3 separate regions of the Homo sapiens genome follow, and regions 2 and 3 are each linked to region 1. The links are chromatin loops, found by intact Hi-C in ENCODE. Cell type or tissue: mammary epithelial cell. All regions are shown on one strand.

Evidence for each region. Peaks named below come from ENCODE experiments on the same cell type or tissue, not always from the same donor. Only the 100,000 strongest peaks of a DNase experiment are listed, where the experiment ranks them.
Region 2: a loop joins it to region 1, with 6 times the contacts of the local background. A loop is called at or near these places in 2 of 110 quality-filtered maps.
Region 3: it touches region 1 in a loop (4-fold over the local background); 2 of 110 quality-filtered maps call a loop at or near these places.

The regions. Positions count from the first base shown.
Region 1 is chr4:38,100,724-38,103,223 of GRCh38, forward strand. It overlaps TBC1D1 (TBC1 domain family member 1), which reads left to right. Exons shown (of 22, transcript NM_001396959.1): 17 at 2,276-2,434. Among named protein-coding and RNA genes, the nearest start is that of PTTG2, 140 kb to the left of the region's middle. In mammary epithelial cell, no CTCF peak of the experiment used is centred here; a DNase peak (open chromatin) is centred at 1,088; H3K27ac peaks cover 1,815 bases.
Region 2 is chr4:38,159,622-38,162,121 of GRCh38, forward strand. It overlaps LOC124900693 (a long non-coding RNA gene), which reads left to right. Exons shown (of 2, transcript XR_007058099.1): 2 at 1-1,925. Among named protein-coding and RNA genes, the nearest start is that of PTTG2, 200 kb to the left of the region's middle. RefSeq lists an enhancer at 1,226-1,727. In mammary epithelial cell, no CTCF peak of the experiment used is centred here; DNase peaks (open chromatin) are centred at 1,020 and 1,500; H3K27ac peaks cover 2,500 bases.
Region 3 is chr4:38,172,999-38,175,498 of GRCh38, forward strand. No RefSeq gene overlaps it. Among named protein-coding and RNA genes, the nearest start is that of LINC02513, 190 kb to the right of the region's middle. In mammary epithelial cell, no CTCF peak of the experiment used is centred here; a DNase peak (open chromatin) is centred at 1,113; H3K27ac peaks cover 1,907 bases.

The sequences.
Region 1 (2,500 bases):
TACGTGAAAGGGAAAGAAGAAAGTACTTACTACACAGTAAGTATTTCCAAGAGGTGGCCCAGTGAGACTTTTGAATCTGTTAATAAAATGATTACTATTTGGTTCAAATCCACAGATGGTTATTTTATCATTAATTGCAAGATAGGAACACAAAATATTTTTTCTCTAGTCCCCATTTGAGTAGCAGCCTTGTTTGACATTTCTGACATGGAGGACACCAAGAGAAAATGGCAGTCAGCATCCCTGGGCTGTCACTCACCGGCCTAATGACCTAGGGCAAGGGACCTGTTCTCACTGCCTCTCTTTTCTTTACCATGAGGATAATCATGTTTCCCTTAGAGGGTTATGAGTATGGTATGGGCCAATACACATAACGTGCATGGAATGGCGATGGTGCATAGTGGCCTCGCAATCAGTGCTATCTGCTGCTGCTACCTGCCAGAGCAGAAACTTTTCCCAAAGGTGGCCAGAGACAGAAACCAGAGAAACCATCCTTCTGGACAGGCTGTCTGAGTGGCAGGGCAGGGTACAAAGCGGCCACTTTTTTTCCCGGATGGAAAGAAAGATCAATGCCTAACTTGGAGGCTTCCTTTCTCCCAAAAGACAAGAAAGACTTGGCATCTTATTCTTCAGTCTTCTTGCTCTCCCCCTTTCCACCTTTTTGGCCTTGTAATAGCTGAGTAATGAGCTAAAGAATTTTGGTTCAAAACTGTCACCTTTTAAAATTAGGTTTGCCCTAAATAACATCCTTGACTTTAAGAGAATTTTCTTAAGTTTTAGACATTTTTAATCACTGTGAGTATTCAAATTAATCACATGCAAAGCATTAGTTAGAGGCTCTTGGACATTTTCTGTTTTTAGAGCTTTGTTGGATGCTCACATGGCAATGTCTGTGCAGTCAGTTCCTACCCAGCCTCTGGGCTCTTCTTGCAGCTTATCTTGCAGAAAGAAGCCTCATCAGAATTCCAGAATCTCAGCTATGATTAGCTTACTCCACCTCAGCTCAGAAACATGCATGATTCCCTGGAGCTACCAAACGTGGGGCAGGTTTCTTGCCGTCAATTTTGCCTCTCACAATAACCCTTCCAGCCTTCTTGCCAGCTGCTCTCTTCCACATGCACCCTTGTGCCTGAGGCAAACTGAATCACTCTCGGTTCCCTCTCTCTTGTACTTTTCTCTTCCTTTTCCCTCATCCTTAAGGCTCGACTCAAATGAAGGATTCTGTGGAACCTTGATTGCTCAGTTAGAAATGAGCAAACTGTCGCAAGGACAGAAAACCAAACATCGCATGTTCTCACTCATAGGTGGGAATTGAACAATGAGAACACTTGGACACAGGAAGGGGAACATCAAACACTGGGGCCTATCGTGGGGTGGGGGGAGGGGGGAGGGATAGCATTAGGAGATATACCTAATGTTAAATGACGAGTTAATGGGTGCAGCACACCAACATGGCACACTTATACATATGTAACAAACCTGCACGTTGTGCACATGTACCCTAAAATTTAAAGTATAATAATAATAATAATAAAAAGAAATGAGCCAGCTTCTCTTTCATCTGAGCTCTACTTCCTTTTGATTCTCTCTGCTTTCTGAGATCACATCTTACATGACAATTTTTCATACTTGGCTTTATTTCCCTAGAATGTTGTTAATTGGCACCAGGTTGGAGCTCAGGTCGTATTCTTTATTCCTTGCAGAGTCTGACAGGGTCAGAACATGATAACACATTTGAGAAGTGAGAAGAAGGGAGGAAGGGGCCAGGGAAGTGAGGGGAGAATAGGGGGTGGAAGTAGGGGAAGAAGCAAATAGGGCAAGGTTTTAGTTGCCTCCCTTCTGTTCTTATGCTGTTAATTAATAATGGAACCAGTGGCCAGGCATGATGGCTCATCCCTGTAATCCCAGGACTTTGGAGGCTGAGGCAGGAGTATCGCTTGAGCCCAGGAGTTTGAGACAAGCCTGGACAGCATAGTGAGACCCTGTCTCTACAAAAATAAAAAAAAAATTAGCCAGGCATGGTGGTGGGCACCTATAATTTCAGCTACTTGGGAGGCCGAGGTGGGAGGATCATTGGAGCCCACAAGGTTGAGGCTGCAGTGAGATGTGATTGTGCCTCTGCACTGCAGCTCGGGTGACAAAGCCAGACTCTGTCTCAAAAAAAAAAAAAAAGGAACAAGAATTTGGATAAATGGAACATGAAACACAATTCATTTTTATTATTAAGTTGTATTCTGTGCATAAATTATTTCCATGTCTTCTCTCCCTTTTAAAGGTGTGCCACGTCATCACCGAGGTGAAATCTGGAAATTTCTAGCTGAGCAATTCCACCTTAAACACCAGTTTCCCAGCAAACAGCAGCCAAAGGATGTGCCATACAAAGAACTCTTAAAGCAGCTGACTTCCCAGCAGCATGCGATTCTTATTGACCTTGGTAAGTCTGTGCCATCGATTGGAGATGACAATGGAAGTTTCACTCACATGAAAAATCTGAAGAGAC
Region 2 (2,500 bases), 59 kb after region 1:
CCTACTTCCAAATAAGGTCACATCTTGAGACATTGAGGATTGTGACTTGAATACATCTTTTGGGAGGACACAGTTCAACACATAGCAATAGGCAGTGGGTAACTCAAACTCACCAGATCTCAAATTGGCCTCCATGTCTTTTCCCCGGACTCACTCATTTTCCTGTACTCCTTATCCTGATTGGGGGCACTAGGCCCTAAAGCAGAAACCTGGAAGTCATTCTATTCTTCTCCTTCTTTTATATCTACATAGTCATGATGTTCTAACAAGTATCTCTTTAAGAGTTCTCATATTCATCCCCCAAATCCCTGTTTTAGTTTCTTCATCATTTTTAACCTATGCAACTATAAGAATCAAACTAGTTTTTCTATCTCTTGTTTCAACCCCCTCTAACTCATTCTCTGCATTGCTGCATGAGACTTTTTTTTTTTTTTTTTTTTTTTTTTTGAGATGGAGTCTCGCTCTGTCGCCCAGGCTGGAGTGCAATGACGCGATCTCGGCTCACTGCAACCTCCACCTCCCAGGTTCAAGTGACTCTCTCGTCTCAGCCTCCCAAGTAGCTGGGACTATAGGTGCCCGCCACCATGCCTAGCTAATTTTTGTGTTTTTAGTAGAGACAGGGTTTCACCATGTTAGCCAGGCTGGTCTCCAACTCCTGACCTCAGGTGATCCGCCCACCTCGGCCTCCCAAAGTGCTGGGATTACAGGCGTGAGCCACCGTGCCTGGCTGAGACATTTTTAAAACACAAGTATTACCATGATACCATGTTTAGAACTCTTCTCAAGCTCTGCTCTGCACATAAGGTGGTCCAAATTCCTATGCAGAGCACATGAGATTTCATCATCTCATCCCTACTTTTCCGAGCTCCTCTTTAGACATTTCCTCTTGCAATCTCTTCTCCAGTCATTGTGAACCATTCACAGTTCCCTAAACCCAGGAAACAGTTTCATGCCTTGTGCTTGTAGCAGAGACATTTATTACTCATGGAATAGCCATGTGTTCCTGTACATTTTGCAACTCCGGGAGGCATGTGATTAGTTCTGGCCAATGGGCTGTGGATGAAAATTTTATGTGTCACCTCTGAGCTGAAGCATTGAAGAGCCAGTGTGCTAAATTCCAGCTTTTTTTGTTTTCCTGCAATGCCAGCTTACAAACCACATGTTCCAGGTGGTACAGCTGGACCCTCTAGCTTGGGTCCCCAAGTGACTGTGTGGAGCAGGGCCCTGCTCCTTACTCCTCCTGTCCAGCTGACCTGATTAGGCAGGTGACCTGAGTGAGAAATAAACTTCAGCTATCTTCAGCTACGAAGGCTTCAGGGTCATATTATTACCAAAGCATAACCTAGGCTTTCCTGACTCATGCTTTTGTACAAGCTCTTCCCTTTGCCTAACATGACCCCCTTCAGCTGCCTGGGAAAGTCTTACTGATCATTCCAGCCCCATTGATCTTCTCTTCTGTGAAACCTGATCTGAGTCATTGCAAAAGAAAGCTAACTACTTCCTCCTGTGCTCCCATGGCAACTTGTAAACAATGCTGACATCATCCTCATCGCTGGTTATCATAACAATTTAATATCCATCAATTCATATGGTACTAGATCATGGGTGCATTGAGGGCAGGGACTGTGTGTCCATCCAGCTATCAAATTTGTATCTCCAGCACCCCACAGAAGGATTTGCATACAGACGATACCCAATCCAATGAATGATGAATGAATAAAAAACTGACTAAATGTAATCTGTACAGAATAGGCTTTTGGCTGAGCATGATGGGGGAGGTCTGGGTCATACAGTGAAAACACTGTATGGGACTCTATAGTTTGCAGACATTAGAAGACAATAATTGCCATTTTGAGCTTATGTTGAATTCATATTGGCCTGTATAATGTGTATTACTATAGAAAATAAAACTTTCATACATACAATCAGGAAGGTGATTCTTCAAAGAGTGTCTAAAAATTAATTATGACTCATGAGTGAGTGCACGAGAGTGGAATCAATGTGGGTCCTGTTAGTGGAGAGTGTTTATTTAGGAAACAACACTGCACATGTGTAACAGCCAGAATGACGATTAAGATCACGTGTAACTGGCACATTACAAAAAGGTGGAAAGGACACTGTGAACAAAATGCAACTCTATCTATCATCTGTCTACCTATCTATCATCTCTCGATTTATCTACCTACCTATCATCTATCAATCTATTATCTATCATCTATTAGCTATTATCTATCTATCTTCTGTCTATCATCTATCTATCATCTACCTATTATCTATCATCTATCTACTATCTATCATCTATCTACCTATCATCTGTCTATTATCTATCTATCTATCAATCTATCTATTATCTATCTATCATCTATCTATCTATCTATCTATCTATCAATCATCTATCTATCTTCTATCATCACCTATAAATCCCATGACAGCAGTAGGGGCAGATCTAAGTTTTGTGGGGCCTCTCATTGCCTCTTTAAATTAATTCTATTGGGTAGGG
Region 3 (2,500 bases), 72 kb after region 1:
CAGCTATTTCTTGGAGCTCTTCAATACCTAGGTCCTCTTCTGTTTTCACTCTACCACCTCTTAGTGAAAGAATGATTAGACTATTTGCTCATTCATTCGATAAATTTTTATTGAGCACCTATTATGTGATAGGCACTTTCCTAGGCACTGATAATTTAACAGTGCAAAAAAAAACCCCCAACAAATTCCCTGCTCCGATGATGCTTTTATTCTAGTGGGAGAAGACAGGGAATACATAAATAAGCAAATAAGTATATAATATATCAGGTGGTGCTAAGTGCTGGGAGGCAAAATAAATCAGGGTGAGAGAATAAGAGGAAAGGTGATGTTATATTTAATGGTCAGAGTCCTAAAAGAAGTGACTGATTTTGTTAACAAGGTAATGTTGGCCTCATAGAGTGATTTAGGAAGTGTTTTCACCTCTGCTATTTTTTGGAAGAGTTTGACAAGGATTCTTTAAATGTTTAGTAGATTTCACCAGTAAAGCCATCTGGTCCTGGACTTTTCTTCATTGGGAGGCTTTTGATTACTATTTCAATATTTATATTTGTTACAGGTCTATTGTGATTTTTGATTCCTTCTTGAGTTAATTGAGGTAATTTGTGTGGTTCTAGAAACTGCTATTACATCTAGGCTATCTAATATGTTGGTGTACAATTGTTTTTAATAACAGTCTTTTGTAATTCTTTTTCTTTCTGTAAGGTCGGTAGTAATGTCCTCACTTTCATTTTCTGAGCTTAGTTATTTGTGTCTTCTCTTTTTTTGGTCAGTGTAGCTAAATGTTGGTCCGTTTTTGAAGACAGTGGCTGAGCATGGAGATACCAAGTGGCAGGGCATTCCTGGCAGGATGACAGATCATCCCAGCAAACATTTACGGAGAACTTCCTGTGTGCCAGGCATTTATTACAGGGGCTTCACCTGGATGTTTCCATAGAGCAGCTACGATGATGATGATTATTCTTACTTTCCAGATGAGGAAACTATGGTACGGAGAGGTGAATGAGCTTGCCCAAGATCCCATCACTATTAGAAGCAAAACCAGTAAGAGTCTGACTCCAGGACCTGGTCTCATCTGTACACTTTGACCTTGCCCAGGTGTGAGTTCAGTGAAAGGAATTATTATGACTAATGTCAAAACAGAGACAATGAAACAAAACCTCATCTCATGTACCTCAATATGGAATTTTTTCTCCTTTAGAAATACATGAGAAATGTGTCATTTCCAGCTTGGAGTAACAAATGGTACAACCATTTTACAACCTAATTTTACTCTCCAGCTGGTTCCAAGATATTAATAACTAGGGCTAGGCCATCCTTGTCACATTTTGGATTTTTAAAAAAATCTCCAGCTATCTTCCAATGTATGCCATTTTGTAAAATATATTTTTCCCTAGTATTTTTTTCCATTTGGAGGAAACAAAAGTATGTTTTAACAGCATACAATCCATATGCTTTTGATTTCCTCGTACTCAAGTCACCAAAATGTCGCTTCATAAGAGCTATTTTATTCCTCTTTAAACTCTCCTGAATATAAATTTTTAACATTTCCTTCCTCTCAACCACCAAGCAGTGTTTTGCTGAGGGAAAGAATATCCAGATAGCATCAAAACTAGATAGTTTTTCAACTGACGTTGGGACTTAAGGGGGCTTGGAAAACATGCTTTCCTGACCAAAGCTAAATTACGGGCTGATTCCGAAGCTCTAAGTACCTAATGGCTCAGGTTAAGGGACTTATGGCCCCAAAGACACCAAAGAGTTTTTAATCACTCTTCCTCCCTGCGTACCCCACAGCAGAGCTGTAAATCTTTTTTACCCTTTATAGGAAAAAAAAAAAAGTGAGTGGGAGAAAGAAATTTCTCTTGTCAGCTTGAGCTTTAAAAAGAAGAAGGAAGTACGGGGTGAATGGATGTTTTTAAGCTCAGGCATATGTTGGATGGGAGGAAATGAGACTGAGGGAGAAGCAAAGTGCTGATGTAGAGGGTCCATATGGCCTCAGAATGACCTGTGAGTCTCACCAGTTCCTATAACAAACGCCACAGATGCCTCATGTGAAGAGCAAGTTTTGTAAGGAAGCTCTGGCATTGAGTGAAGTCAGCAAAATTAGGAGTGGTGCCAAGAAGGATTCTCCTGTATGAGGAGCACTCCTTTTCCTTTCCATCCATCCATCCATCCATCCATCCATCCATCCATCTGCCCCAGAAACACTGGGGAAATCAGGCAGGAAGGATGGGAAAGAAATGGAAATTAAATTCTATTAGTCACTGGCTATGTCATCAAAGGCAATGCTGATTGATTGCTAGTGGCTGCCTGGAGTGCTGTGTTGAGAAGGATTCTGAGGTCTGGTCTGTTTTTTACAGCGAGAAGTAGAGTTGATCAGGGATTCAGCTACAGACAAGATGGTAGGGAGTGCCAGCCGTCACTCTCATGTTGAGAAATATCTCACTGTGCCATGTTCCCAGTCCAGAGCTGGTTAAATGGAGGAGATGAAGGAAGGATTAGC